Regions from separate parts of the Homo sapiens genome. Here region 2 is linked to region 1. Evidence: chromatin loops called from intact Hi-C (ENCODE). Cell type or tissue: chondrocyte. All regions are shown on one strand.

Region 1 (8,000 bases):
AAAATTAGCTGGGCGCGGTGGCGCATGCCTATAGTCCCAGCTACTCAGGAGGCTGAGGCAAGAGAATCGCTGGAACCTGGGAGGCCGAGGCTGCAGTGAGCCAAGATCATGCCACTGCACTCCAGCCTGGGCGATAAGAGCGAGACTCCGTTTCAACAACAACAACTATATGTATAAATAATATATATATATATTTTCTGGATACAGGTCTCTTATTGGACATATGACTTATAAATATTTTCTCCAATTCTGTGTGTTGTCTTATCAATTTCTTGATGGTATCAGTTTGCAGCACAAACGTTTTAAATTTGGATAAATACTTTTATTGCAAAACATTGGTGTTGGAGCTGCTTAAACTCCTCTTAAGGGTCTCTAAAGTGAGGGACTGCCAACCTTCTCTCAACCCCCGTCAACACTCCCCCCATCCTGCTTCCAACACTCTTGTTTCCACCTGAGCAAATGTGGCCTACACATGTTTAGTATGGGTGTAGACGAGCACAGTGAGAAAGCTGAGGTTCTGCAATGGGGTGTGAATGGGTTTTCCACTGAAGAGCTGAGTAGCCTTCCCAAAATAGCATCTTTAATTGTTTCTTAACTGCTACCACACCTACATATGAAGTAAGTGTAGCTTATAAATTTCATGCAATACATTTTTATCAAGACGTAGATCCAGTATTGTAGGTATATTAGGATGAAAATGTAGATGAAGGGCAGGTAAATAATTATGCAGAGAATGGTGTTTTTATTTAACAGCAAGTGGACAAGATTTGTTGGCATGATCCAGCTTTTCTTTTCTTTTCCTTTTTTTTTTTTTTTTGAGAAGGAGTCTTGCTCTGTCACCTAGGCTGGAGTGCAGTGGCATAATCTCGGCTCACTGCAACCTCTGCCTCTGGGTTCAAGTGATTCTCCTGCTTCAGCCTCCCCAAATAGCTGGGACTACAGGTGCACGCCACCACGCTCCGCTAATTTTTTTTTTGTATTTTTAGTAGAAACAGGGTTTCACCACGTTGGCCAGGCTGGTCTAGAACTCCTGATCTCAGGTGATCTGCCCACCTTGGCCTCCCAAAGTGCTGGGATTACAGCCGTGAGCCACCGCGCCCAGCCATGGTCCAACTTTTCGTACTAATTTGAGGCAGTGTTTGTGTTTGATAAAATGCAGTAATGTTTTTGAACCTTTATAAAGCCAAAATCCGAGTTGCTTATTCTCAAGGTCATGTTTCTATAAAAGAAAACGCACCAGCCACAAAAAGCAACACAGTTTAAACCTTTATTTGCATTTTAAGAAAACCCCAGAGTGTATTGAAAATGTAGTTCAAAGTTGCTGTTAAAATTTCCTCTCCCAATCATTTTTCTAACACAGCCCTCTGCCCAAACTCCCACTAAGCCTTATTCCAGAACATCTGCCACAAAATGTCTTTTTTCCTCTTTTTGTCTCTACCCTCTTTTTTTTTTTGCTAGATTGAGAGTGGAGAAGACTTTGAACACTTCTATGCATTCATGTCATTACCTAGATAAAGTGCTCATGCCATGTCTGACACTCCTGGTAAGTATTAAGTGATATCTTGAAATTGCAGCAAATGAATACAGCAGAGGAAAAGAAAACTCAGAAAAACAACAACAGTGGTAACACCATCTCCAAATACCCCTGTTAAGATTTGATGTATATATTGCTAAGTTCTTCTTTATGTATAGACATACTTTTTTTTTTTACATTTCTAAGATAAAAAAGCAGAATCATATCATTAAAACTTTTTTTTTTTTTTTTTTTTGAGACGAGGTCTCGCTCTCTCGCTCAGGCACTCACAGCAGCCTCGACCTCCTAGGCTCAAGTGATCTTCCCACCTCAGCCTTCCAAGTAGCTGAGACTACAAGTGTGCACCACAATGCCTGGCTAATTTAAAATTTTTTTTGTAGAGATGAGGTCTCACTTCGTTGCCCAGGCTGGTCTCAAACTACTGGGCTCAAACGAGACTACTGCCTCAACCTCCCAAAGTGCTGGGATTACAGGCATGTGCCTATATCCAGCCTTTTTTTTTTTTTTTTTTTTTAATTCTTAAGTATTTTTCGAACTTCTAAGTTTTGTTTGGTTGGTTGGTTTTGTTCTTGTTGTCGTTTTACTTTTTGTGGGGTTTTTGTTTGTTTAGTTTACTAATTGGTTCCTGTTAGATGGATAGGAGGTTTTTTTGTTTTGTTTTGTTTTGTTTTGAGACGGAGTTTCCCTCTTGTCCCCCAGGCTGGAGTGCAATGGCACAATCTCGGTTCATTGCAACCTCTGCCTCCCAGGTTCAAGCGATTCTCCTGCCTCAGCCTCCCGAGTAGCTGGGATTACAGGTGCCTGCCACTATGCCCGGCTAATTTTTGTATTTTAGTAGAGACAGGGTTTCGCCATGTTGGCCAGGCTGGTCTCGAACTCCTGACCTCAGGTAATCTACCCTCCTCGGCCTCCCAAAGTGCTGGGATTACAGGCGTGAGCCACTGTGCCCCGCCAGGAGATTTTTTTTTTTTCTGCATAGCAATATGACCCTGGTACTAAATAATGGCGTGAGACTCATAAATACTTGATTTCTAATTCTTGATTGTCTTAGTCCATTGGTGCCACTATAACAAAATACCTGAGACTAGGTAGTTTAAAAACGACAGAAATTTATTTCTCATAGTTCTGGAGGCTGGGAGTCCAAGATCAAGGTGCCAGCAGGTTTGTGGACTGGTGAGGTCCTGGTCTCAGCTTCCAAGATGGTGCCTTCTTGCTGCATCTTCTGGAGGAGGGGAGGAACACAGTGTCCTCACGTGGAGAAGGCGGACGGGCAAGGGAGCTGAATGCCGCGTGACGAGTCTGAAACCCATCTGTGAAGGAGGATCCCTCCTGACCTAATCACCTCTTAAAGGCCCCGCCTATTAATATCACCCTATTGGCCACCAGTTTCAACACATGAATTTTGGAGGGGATAGATTCAAATCATAGCACCAGTCTACTGTGAACTATGTGACCTGAGTCACATTCTTACCATTTTGCTGGAAAAAGAAACGTTAATTCCGGTCAATTTAAACTACATTGAATCCCAAACTCAAATTACCCGAGGGAAACTGGAAACTTGCTGAAAGGTATTAACATTCTGGCACCCCCTAGTGGCCACCTGAATATTCTGTAAAACCCGATTTTTTTTCCCATTTTGCTTTTCTTTGGTGTGGCACGTTTTTCGTTTTCAGTTTATTTACTATTACTTCACCCCATTTTTAAACCTTTTAGAAAATAAAAGGGAACATCAGTTCATACAGAAGACACTTCTAACTTGTCGATTCCCACTAATCTTACATTTCTTGGGGCAGCCACCACCTGTATCTTCTGTGTATTTGTCCTACACACAATTGAACACAGTAGTTGCTCAATGAATGACTGATTGATAGGTAATGCAGTCCAGTGTTTGAAATATTTCTTGTTTTGTTTTGCTTTGTTTTTTGAGATGGAGTCTAGCTTTGTCACCCAGGCTGGAGTGCAATGGTGTGATTTAGGCTCATTGCAACCTCTGCCTCCCGGGTTCAAGCGATTCTCCTGCCTCAGCCCCCCGAGTAGCTGGGATTACAGGCATGCGCCACCACACTTGGCTAATTTTTTTTTTTTTTTTGTATTTTTAGTAGAGACGGGGTTTCACCATGTTGGTGAGGCTGGTCTCGAACCCCTGAACTCAAGTGATCCACCCACCTCGGCCTCCCAAAGTGCTGGGATTACAGGCATGAGCCATCATGCCTGGCCTTGAAATATTTCTTTAAAACTCTGTGCTGATGCTATTTAAATTGAACTCTGAAGGATAAAGTGGATCTGTTGGAAAGCCTGACATATATAAGGAGATCAATAGTACTTGTTGAATGAACAAAGGAATATATATTTTATATAATTGAGGGTTTTCTTTTTTCTTTTTTCCTTTTTTTTTTTTTTTTTTTTTTGAGATGGAGTTTCACTCTTGTTGCCCAGGCTGGAGTGCAGTGGCGCAGTCTTGGCACACTGCAACCTCCACCTCCTGGGTTCAAACGATTCTCCTGCCTCAGCCTCCTGAGTAGCTGGGATTACAGGCATGCGCCACTGTGCCCAGCTAATTGTGTATTTTTAGTAGAGATGGGGTTTCACCATGTTGGTCAGGCTGTTCTTGAACGCCTAACCTCAGGTGATCCACCCGCCTCAGCCTCCCAAAGTGCTGGAGTTACAGGCGTGAGCCACCGCGCCCGGCCCGAGAGTTTTTGATAAGTGTATGCTTCTTTAAAGACTGCTTTGTTCCTTCAATATTATAATCAATTTTCCATTTGTTAAAAATTCTTCAAAAATGTATTTATTTATTTATTTTTTTTTTGAGACAGGTCCTGGCTCTGTTGCCCAGGCTGGAGTGCAGTAGCACGATCATGGCTCTCTGCAACTACCACCTCCCAGGCTCAAGAGATCCTCCCACCTCAGCCTCCCGAGTAGCTGGGACTACAGACACCTGCCACTACACCTGGCTAATTTTTGTATTTTTGGCAAATACGGCGTCTTCCTATGTTGCCCAGACTTGTCTCTAACTCCTGGGCTCAAGCGATCCTCCTGCCTTAGCCTCCCAAAGTGCTAGGATTACAGGCATGAGCCACCGTGCCCAGGCCAAGAATGTGATTTTTAAATGGCTACATTCATCATATGACTAGATCATAGTTTATTTTGCTATATAGATTATTCAAAAATTTTGGTATTAGAAAAAAAACTGAAACGAACATCTTCGGACAACTAAAGTCTTCAGATACTGCTAATTATTAAGAGCCACCCGGTTACTCTAGTCCACCTAGAATAGTGTTTGCATTAGACTCATAGCCCCAAGTTGTCAATATCAAGTAACTGTTTATCATGGGGAGGGAAACTGCTTTTTCCTCTCGTTTTTATTTATTTATTTATTTATTTTGAGACAAAGTCTCGTTCTGTCGCTCCGGCTGGGGTGCAGCGGCGCGATCTCGGCTCACTGCAACTTCTGCCTCCTGGTTCAAGCAATTCTCCTGCCTGAGCCTCTCGAGTAGCTGGGATTACAGGTGCTGGCCACCATGCCCGGCTAATTTTGTATTTTTAGTTGAGACAGGGTTTTACCGTGCTGGCCAGGCTGGTCTCAAGCTCCTGGCTTCAGGTGGATCCACTTGCCTCGGCCTACCAAAGTGCTGGATTACAGGTGTGAGCCACCACACCTGGCCACAGATTTTTGTTTTTAATGTTTTGTTAACTATTTCTATGTAAAATTTCCCTTTGCGTTGTTTATTTAAGGCATTTACACACTTTATTTGGAGGAGTCCATGGCACAAAAACAGTTATGAACATGTGCTCTGTTTTTTTTTTTCCTTTTCCCCCAATTCTCTTTCCTTTTCACAAAGTTGATGAAAGGCATGACTGATTTTATTTATTTATTTATTTATTTATTTATGAGACGGAGTCTTGCTTTGTCACCCAGGCTGGAGTGCAGTGGCGCGATCTCGGCTCACTGCAACCTCCGCCTCCTGGGTTCAAGCGATTATTCTGCCTCAGCCCCCTGAGTAGCTGGGGCTACAGGCAAGCGCCACCACATCTGGCTAATTTTTGTATTTTTAGTAGAGACGGGGTTTCACCATGTTGGTCAGGCTTGTCTTGAACTTCTGACCTCGTGATCCACCTGCCTCGGCCTCCCAAAGTGTTGGGATTACAGGAGTGAGCCACTGCGCCCATCCCATTTATTTAATTTTTTGAATCAAAGAGGAGATGCATTATAGTGTACTTTTTTCTTTCCATCTCAAATTTCACTTAATGCGAAGCCTTTCTTGTCCAGCTCCATGCCGTCAAAAGATCTTTAAAAGAAACAGAAGATTTCACATGTGTACAAGGATTGAGTCATCCTTAACCTATTATTAAGAGGATTTTTACAATTGAAAAGGACGTTTCGGGCCACCAAGCAGCTGGAAGCCAGTGAGTAAGATTTTGGAGGGAAATGGTTTTTGTGAACAGGTGGAAATGATTTGACCAGGACGCACTGGCTCACTCTTCTAACCAAATGGATGATAGAAAATTTGTGTTTTGCTCTCAACTTGAAATCCAAAATTCTACTTGTATAAATCAATCTAATTCCTGCCTTATCTTTGATAACATTACTGATAAACTGTTTAAAACTAAATGAGGTCCAACTTCACATGAATCTGTAAAAGTATGCATTAATTTTCCATTTTTATTTTTTATTTTTTCTCATCATTTCTCAAATGGAATGTGATTTGAACCACTGAAATCCAAATAATTGTGGTCTTGGAGAAGACTCATCAGCCACTTCCATTATTGAGATGAATTCAAAGAGTCAATAACTTGGGCAAGCGTCCTTCCAGTCCCAGCTCTGTTACTAAATAAGTATGTAATTTGAAGATAGGTCACAAAATCTAGCTAGCTTTTCATTCATTTTGCTACTTAATGTTCTTATATATAAGCAGAAAACTCACTTTTAGCTCTGTGTGTGATTTTAGGATCTAATTGCTTGTGCTTTTTGCCATGCACCAAGCAATCCTATTTGACCTTGCACAAAAGTTGGCACTTTATCTTTGTAGAAAATTCTACTTCCTTCTTCCTACTTAGCTTATGTCATTTTTTTTCTTCATGGAAAACTCTACTTTTTCTCTCTGCTAATCTGTTGAACTCATTGAAGTATTGGCTAAGTCCCATCTTGACTTCCATCCATAAAGTGATGACTCCCACCTCCACATTGGGCAGGTTGGTGGTATCTCTCTCTCTCCTTTTTTTTTTCCCCAAGATGGAGTCTCGCTTTGTCGCCCAGGCTGGAGTGCAGTGGCACAATCTCCACTCACTGCAACGTCTGCCTCCCAGGTCCAAGAGATTCTCCTGCCTCAGCCTCCTGAGTAGCTGGGATTACAGGCGCGCGCCACCACGCCCAGCTAATTTTTGTATTTTTAGTAAAGACAGGGTTTCACCATGTTGGTCAGGCTGGTCTTGAACTCCTGATCTTGTGATCTGCCCGTCTTGGCCTCCCAAAGTGCTGGGATTACAGGCGTGAGCCACTGCGCCCGGCCAGTTGGTGGTATCTCTTATACAACAACACACTTTTGCAAGTTTACTGCTTTTATGGGAAGTTTAAAATGGTTTCTATAAGACAAATCGTGAAGATATAATTAAATGTATTAGTAAGGAAGAACCAAAGGCTAGAACTTATTTTCAGGTAAAAGAATCCATTGGCCGGGCATGGTGGCTCACGCCTGTAATCCCAGCACTTTGGAAGGCTAAGGCGAATGGATCACGAGGTCAGGAGTTTGAGACCAGACTGGCCAACATGATGAAAGCCCGTCTCTACTAAAAATACAAAAATTAGCCAGGTGTGGTGGTGTGCGCCTGGAATCCCAGCTACTGGGGAGGCTGAGGCAGGAGAATCACTTGAACCTGGGAGGCAGAGGTTGCAGTGAGCTGAGATTGCGCCATTGCACTCCAGCCTGGGCGACAGAGTGAGACTCTGTCTCAAAAAAAAAATAAAATAATAATCCATTGAAAAAATTTCACATTGTAGACTGTTGACACTATATATAGAAATTCTTCATGGAATGGAGGAGTATTTTGTAGCATTGAGGGGTCTGGCCTAGCAGCAGGACTCCAAGGGTAGAAATTGAAGCGAACATTGTTGAATGACTATACAAAAGTCTTTTTCTTTGTCTTTTGCTGGCGCAGACACCATCTTGTCTGGGGATCCTTCCCCGTGTTGATACCACCCCCGCTTCCCAATGATTGCTTTACGGGTGGGATGCAGTTCTAGCCAAGGTGAGGCAAGGTCACTGGATGCTTCTGGGAAACATCATCTTGCTCTTACAAAACAGCTTATGAAGAGACATCCCCCTTCTTCCTTTGGAGGTTTTCGTGTCTGGATGCAATGCTCTATTTACTGCATTTTACACATGAAATAACACGACTCAGAATAAGACACTTGCCAGTGGTAACAAATGGCAGAACCTGTATTTGAACAAGGTCAAGGGGTCCCAGC
Region 2 (8,000 bases), 140 kb before region 1:
GTAGTCCCAGTCACTTGGGAAGCTGAGGTAGGAGAATCACTTGCACCACTGAATTCCAGCCTGAGCAACAGAGCAAGACCCTGTCCCTACCCCACCCCCCAAAAAACACACCAGGTCCAATGATGATGTCACCTATATGCTCCAGTATGGGATCCTTGCTTTTATGAATTTGCATATATCTCCGCTTGGAGGTTTTCTGGTTAATGAGCTTTAGAACAAGGGAGATTGGGTGTGTAGCCTATAAGGGATGGACTTAGAATGCAGAGAATTCCTGGAAAAATTCCAGGACAATGCTACGAATCTTGGGGGAAAGATAACTAGTTCCAGATGTTACTGTAAGCCGTCCTGATGTGCCTGGGGATGGGGAGCACTGGTGATTCTCAGCCTGAAAAATGAACATGTCGTTTCTGCAGTATCGTACTTCTTTTTCTCAACCAAAAATGATGGTGCTGGTGTCACTGAAACCTGATAGCTAAGTTTTGGATAAAAACATTAATATTTTGTAGTATATAATCAACATATTCCTTTAAAGTTTTTTTTTCTTTTAAGCCTCTAAAAGAAAACAATTTATAATTTATCTCTTAATCGCTAAGTATTTGGAAAAGTGAGAAAAAAAAGATGATGCTCCAGGTTTTGAACACACGGGCTGTCTCTACATTATATGGAGCTTGCGGATGGGGAACACATAGCCAGCAGGGACCACTGTAGCTTAGCCCTTCTTGGGATCATGGAGCGTTTGCAGCTTTGGGGACGGGGAGATTATGGAGATTTTCGAAAGGAAAATGTGTATTTGCACATACACGTTATAGACCTGGAGACTGATTTTATAAATCGGGATTCACAGAACATTTATCTGGAGATAAACCCAGGTTAATAGCAGGTAACAACACCTCAGTGTGAAACACTTCAGTAATTCTTGGCCCAAGTGAGGTTTTTGTACATGAAATGATTTCAAGTTTTGATTTCTTACTACATCACTAAAGATGTAACTTTTCATATATTTTCACATTTATTTGACTCCGTTAATATTCCATAGGACTTTTTTTTTTAACCTTGAAGGGGCTTGTTATGACAAAGCTGTTTAAAATATTAAAAAGCACCTAGTTTGTTATTATTGAATAAGTGTTATAATTTTTTTTATAATGTTGTAATTGAGAATAGTTTATACTCTTAAAAATAGGGTGAGAGGTGTTCAGTCCAGGAAGTATCTCCTCTATTTCACTTTCCACACTTATTATTAAGGATAACTTTCATTTATCTTAGAAAAACATAAAGCAAAAGCCTACCCAAGGTCTCGCTTGGCAGTGATAACTTCAAGTTATTTTTCCTTCCGGAATGTTGTAGCATGAAGTAGCTTCATCCATATCCAGCCTTTATTTTTACTGCATCTTTTTAAAAGTTTTGGCCGGGTGCGGTGGCTCACGCCTGTAATCCCAGCACTTTGGGAGGCCGAGGTGGGTAGATCACGAGGTAAGGAGATCGAGACCATCCTGGCTAACATGGTGAAACCCCATCTCTACTAAAAATACAAAAAATTAGCCGGGCGTGGTGGCAGGCACCTGTAGTCCCAGCTACTCGGGAGGCTGAGGCAGGAGAATGGCATGAACCTGGGAGGTGGAGCTGGCAGTAAGCCAAGATTGCACCAACGCACTCCAGCCTGGACGACAGAGCGAGACTCCGTCTCAAAAAAAAAAAAAAAAAGTTTTGTTTTGGAGTACTAGTAGCACGATCATAGCTCACTGCAGCCTGGAACTCCTGGGCTCAACGATCCTCCTGTCTCAGCCTCCCAAGTAGCTGGGACCCTACTGAGTAGCACGTCCAGTTCTGGGTCTGTTTTTTTTTTTTTTTTTTTTTGAGACAGTCTCGCTCTGTTGCCAGGCTGCTGGAGTGCAGTGGCATGATCTCAGCTCACTGCAGCCTCCGCCTCCCAGGTTCAAATGATTCTCCTGCCTCAGCCTCCTGAGTAGCTGGGATTACAGGCGCCCGCCACCACATCTGGCTAAATTTTTGTATTTTTAGTAGAGATGGGGTTTCACCGTGTTAGCCAGGATGGTCTCGATCTCCTGACCTCGTGATCCGCCCGCCTCGGCCTCCCAAAGTGCTGGGATTACAGACGTGAGCCACCGCGCCCGGCCCAGCCCTGCATCTTATATGCACTATATCCATGCAGAGATCCCTCCTTCTTGGGTATATTCAGAAAATTAAGTGAATGAAAGCTTTCTCTACATCTTCTTTAAAATTATCATATCTTTTCCAAGTAATGTTTTCAGCATATTGACCCTGTCTCACACAAGCATGTGATTAGGTGTCTCCACCCAGAAGAAGGGTATAGAAATATTTGGTTTCTGTAGTAATATTCTCTTGAGAAACAAGGCATGGATGATGTTGTTTCACTAATGGTTGATGTCGAAAGCCCTGTCAATACAAGACTGTATCACACATGGGTATGTGGCCTGTTGGAAGGATTAGTCTTTTTCCTGCGCTTTGAAGTGTCTACAGGGTGGGAAAAGACCAGTGACTAGCAGGACAGTACGAAGACGGAGGTGCCTGTGAATTCGGGCTCCAGAGGCTTCTACGGGGGACACACCGACCACTCCCTTTAACATTTTGGCCATCTTTGTGACCTAGTGGGATGCTGGAATTGTTTCTGGCCGAACCTCAGCACCAGTGAGTACGTGAGCACCACGACTGGGCTTTCTGGGCATGGGAGAGACTTGGGCGGATAGCAGCGTGTTTAAAAATGGCGGGGTCATTCAATCACACATGAGTTAAAAAACTATACATTGTGTGGAAAAGACCACTCCAAAATCAGAGGAGGTTTTAGGGGCACCAAAAAGTACATCCACATATCAGTGATCCCAAATCAAAGATGGAGCTTTTTGGTTTTCCTCTTTGTAGCCAGTCGGACAAATCTAAGGCAGATGAAAATTCCATAGGAGTTTTGAATTAAAAGAAGCGCCCTAACGGAAAGCTGTGATGAAGGGTGGTTGTGAATGGATTCCACTGTGCCAGGCCTGCACGGGTTAGCACTGGCTGCCTGTCCTGGAAGCCCCCTCCATTATTTTTAGAGGCCTCTTATCAATCACTCCCTTCACTCCCAGCAGTGGGAGTGGGTTGAGCCTCTGGTCTGAGCCTCTCCTGCCTGCCGCCCCCACATCTTTTAGGCTATTTTATAATGCATTTAACAGCCTCCCGCTGTGTTCACTAAGCTACAGTCTTTAACTCATTCACAACCAGCATGCAGGGAGCATGTAAAAATACTTTCTCAGGCCGGGCGCAGTGGCTCACGCCTGTAATCCCAGCACTTTGGGAGGCCGACATGAGCGGATCACCTGAGGTCAGGAGTTTGAGACCAATCTGGCCAACATGGCGAAACTCTGTTTCTACTAAAAATTAGCTGGGCATGGTGGCGGGCGCCTGTGGTCCCAGCTACTCGGGAGGCTGAGGCAGGAAAATTGCTTGAACCCGGGAGGTGGAGGCTGCAGTCGAGATCGCACCACTGCACTCTAGCCTGGGCAACAGAGCAAGACTGTGACTTCAAAAAAAAAAAAAAAAATGAAAGGTTTCTGCTCACCACAAACTAGAAGGGAATGATGGTGGTCTTGTTTGGGACTCTTTACCTGCAGCAAGAACCTGGGAAATGTGGGGGTGATTTTGGTGTGTCATGTACAGTTGGGCTGGGGAAAGCGAAAAAAGTGAAGAAGAGGAGGTGAGGAGGGGGAGGTCAGCACAGGAAGAAGGGTCCTGGCCACCTTTGACCCATACTTGGGGTAAAGGACCTGCATCTGGCCAGGCTCTGTGGCTTATGTCTGTAATCCCAGCACTTTGGGAGGCTGAGGTGGGAGGATCACTTGAAGCCAGGAGTTCAAGACCAGCCTGGGCAACATAGCCAGTTCCTCCATCTCTACAAAAACAAACACAAAACAAAAACAGAAAAGGGATCTGCATCTTTACATGGTGCAAATAAAGAAAACTAGAAGATAGGGAGTTAACTTGAGACATACTATTATGTGCTCCTTTTCTCCCCTTGAAATGTTGATGCAGGAAGTCAGGGTGGTAAAAAATAGGCACAATGTCACATTCAGCTTCACAAGATTTGAAAGTGCATCTCAGCTGGGAGCGGTGGCTCACGCCTGTAATCCCAACACTTTCAGAGGCCGAGGCAGGTGGATCACCTGAGGTCAGGAGTTCGAGACCAGCCTGGCCAACATGGCTAAACCCCATCTCTACTAAAGATAGAAATATTTAGCGGGGCGTGGTGGTGAGTGCCTGTAGTCCCAGCTACTCAGGAGGCTGAGGCAGGAGAATCGCTGGAACCCTGGAGGCAGAGGCTGCAGAGAGCTGACATCATGCCACTGTACTCCAGCCTGGGCGACAGAGCAAGACTCCGTCTCAAAAAAATAAAAAAGAGTGCATCTCAACTTTTTTTTTTTTTCTTTGAGACGGAGTCTTGCTCTGTCGCCCAGGCTGGAGTGCAGTGGCGCGATCTCGGCTCACGGCAAGCTCCGCCTCCCGGGTTCACGCCATTCTCCTGCCTCAGCCTCCCGAGTAGCTGGGACTACAGGCGCCCGCCACCATGTTCGGCTGATTTTTTGTATTTTTTTAGTAGAGACGGGGTTTCTCCGTGGTAGCCAGGATGGTCTTGATCTCCTGACCTCGTGATCTGCCCGCCTCGGCCTCCTAGAGTGCTGGGATTACAGGCGTGAACCGCCGCGCCCGGCCTTCAACATTTTGTATTGGCGATTTTCAGTGACTTCTGGTCCTGAAAATCAAGAGCTTTCTGGTTCAGCAGAGCTGAAAGCTGTTCAATACTGCCCTCTTCTGTCCAAAACTCATTCAGGCATTTGGACAATGATTTTATACTCGGGAATGTTTTTGACAAAGCGTGATGGTGAAAATTGGACATTATCTAACCATGGGGACAGAAAAACAAATTGTGCAGCCATTAGGTCTTAGTTTTGAAGACTTTATTCAGAAAACAACACAAATAGTGATTATCTGGATGTTGTACTTATGAAAAATTTTCCCTATTCTCTGTATTTTAAAGTCTTCTACAATTTATACTGATTATGTTTGGAATTGGCAAAAAGTAAAATAAGTCGTTCTATTCTGAAGAAAACAAGCAAAAATATTAAAGTTTTTGTTATTTTTATAGAAAGCCAACTGATACTTCATCCTCATAACCAGCCTTAGTGTCCTCACCTATAATGTAAGTGACTTATGTTATAGGTGAGGACACTAAGAACAGAGATTTTCATTTTATTTTTATTTTTACTGTTGTTTGTTTGTTTGTTTTTGAGATGGAGACTCACTCTGTCACCTGTGCAGTGGCACGATCTCCACTCATTGCCACCTCCACCTCGAAAGTTCAAGCAATCCTCCTGCCTCAGCCTCTCAAGTAGCTGGGATTATAAGATGCACCACCACGCCCAGCTAACTTTTGTATTTTTAGTAGAGACGGGGTTTGACTGTGTTGCCCAAAGCTGGTCTCAGACTCCTGACCCCAAAGCGATCCTCCTGCCTCGGCCTCCCAAAGTGCTGGGATTACAGCCCCGTGAGCCACTGCACCTGGCCTTATTTTTCGTTTAGATTCAGGGGATACATATATAGGTTTGTTACCTGGATATATTGCATAATGGTGAGGTTTGGGCTCTAGTGTACCCGTCACCGGAGTGGTGAACATTGTACTCAATACTATTTTTCAACTCTCACTTCCCTTCCACCCTCCCTCCCTTTTAGAGTACCCAGTGTCTATTATTTCCATCTTTATGTCCCTGTGTACTCATTGGTTAGCTACCATTTATGAGAATATGCAGCATTTTACTTTCTGTTTCTGAGTTATTTTACTTAGGATAATGGCCTCCAGATCCTTCCATGTTGCTGCAAAGGACATGATTTCCTTCTTTTTCATGGCTGCATAGTATTCCATGGTGTATATGGACCACATTTTCTTTATCCAGTCAAACTTTGATGGACACTTGGGTTGGTTCCATGACTTTGCTAGTGTGAATAGTGCTGCAAGAAACATACAAGTGCAGGCATCTTTTTGATAAACTGATTTTATCTCTCTTGGGTAGATGCCAAATAATGGGATTGCTGTGTGGAATGGTAGTTCTGTTTTTTGTTCCTTGAGAAATCTCCATATTGTTTTCTATAGCTCTCTTACTAATTTACATTCCCACTGGCAATGTATAAATATTCCCTTTTCTCCACATCTGTGCGAACATCTGTTGTTTTTTGACTTTTTAATAATAGCTATTTTGGCTAGGCACAGTGGCTCACATCTATAATCCCAGCACTTTGGGAGGCTGAGGCAGGTGGATCACCTGAAGTCAGCAGTTCAAGACCAACATGGCCAACATGGTGAAACCCCGTCTCTACTAAAAATATAAAAATTAGCCAGGCGCGGTGGCATGTGGCTGTAATCCTAGCTACTCGGGAGGCTGAGACAGAATTGCTTGAACCCAGGAGGTGGAGGTTGCAGTGGAACTGAGATCACACCACTGCACTCCAGCCTGGGCGACAGAGCGAGACTCTGTCTCAAAATAAATAAATAATAAATAGCCATTCTGACTGGTGCAAGATTGTGGTTTTAATTTGCATTTCTCTGATAATTAGTGATGCTGAGAATGTTTTTGTATGTTTCTTTGCCGTTTGTATGTCTTCTTTTGAGAAATGTCTAAGAACAGAGATTTTGCCCAAGGACCCGGTGCTAGTAAGTGGTACAGCTAAAATTTAAACACCAGTCTGTCCCCAGAACTTCTGCTCTTTAATTTTCTTCCCCTCTGCCTGAATTTTTTTTCTCTCTTTGGTGGGGGAAAGTTAAGTCGTTTTCTTGTTGTTTAATACGTAGATAAAATTTATATTATGGTATGTAATGTGAAGCAAATATCGGATAGCCTCCTCTAAAATCAGGTTGGGTAAATCATCACTCTATATTTTGTTGTTTTCTATAATTTTTAGTAGTTACCTGCAATTCCGAGTGCATTCTTCCAAGTGATTTTTTAAAAAAAATAACTTCAGGCCAGGTCCGGTGGCTCACACCTGTAATCCCAGCACTTTGAGAGGCCAAGGTGGGTAGATCACCTGAGGTCAGGAGTTCGAGACCAGTCTCTACAGTTTAGTAGAGATGTGGAAACCCCGTCTCTACTAAAAATACAAAAAATTAGCCGGGCGTCGCGGCGGGCGCCTGTAATCCCAGCTACTTGGGAGGCTAGGACAGAAGAATCGCTTGAACCCAGGAGGCGGAGGTTGCAGTGAGCCGAGATCGCGCCATTGCACTCCAGGCTGGGCAATAAGAGTTTCCGTCTCGAAAAAAAAAAAAAAAGAAAGAAAGAAAGATAACTGTAAACATACAGAAAGTTGGAAAACTAAAATGAATACAGAGAACACCCATACCCTTTACTCAGATTCACCTATCCCAAATAGTGGGATATTGTCAACATTTTCCCTCGCTTGCTATATTTACTTTCTTTTTGTTGGGAAAACAAAACAAACATCAGTCCACGGGTTTCTGTTATAAGTCATGTAGGTATGAGATATATTAATAAATTCACTGGAGAAGGCTGGGCACAGTGGCTCACACCTGTAATCCCAGCACTTTGGGAGACTGAGGCGGATTGCTTTGAGCTCAGGAGTTCAAGGCCAGCCATGGCAAAATCCCTGTGTCTACTAAAAATACAAAAACTAGCCAGGAGTTGGTGGCTCACACCTGTAGTCCCAGCTACTCGGGAGGCTGAGGCTGGAGAATCGCTTGAGCCCTGGAAGCGGAGGCTGCAGTGAGCCAAGATGACGCCATGGTACTCCTGCTTGGGCGATAGAGGGACACCTTGTCTCAAAAAATTAGGGAAGCATTTGAAAGTAAGTTATATACATCATGGTCCTTTACTCCTAAATATTTCAGTGTGTATTCTCCAAGAATAGGGATATTCCCTTTCATAACCACAGTACAGTTATTGACAGTTATCAATATCATACATTTACGTTATTACAGAACTTTT

What was found. A loop is a pair of places that touch in the nucleus more often than their neighbours do. Peaks named below come from ENCODE experiments on the same cell type or tissue, not always from the same donor. Only the 100,000 strongest peaks of a DNase experiment are listed, where the experiment ranks them.
Region 2: it touches region 1 in a loop (4-fold over the local background); 3 of 110 quality-filtered maps call a loop at or near these places.

The regions. Positions count from the first base shown.
Region 1 is chr6:151,472,977-151,480,976 of GRCh38, forward strand. LOC124901434 (a long non-coding RNA gene) reads left to right here and starts at 1,051. Exons shown (of 2, transcript XR_007059815.1): 1 at 1,051-1,543; 2 at 4,347-6,146. In chondrocyte, CTCF peaks have their summits at 3,131 (motif pointing left) and 3,354; no DNase peak of the experiment used is centred here.
Region 2 is chr6:151,330,201-151,338,200 of GRCh38, forward strand. The region is part of intron 3 of AKAP12 (A-kinase anchoring protein 12); the gene reads left to right. Among named protein-coding and RNA genes, the nearest start is that of ZBTB2, 57 kb to the right of the region's middle. In chondrocyte, CTCF peaks have their summits at 4,829 (motif pointing left) and 5,062; no DNase peak of the experiment used is centred here.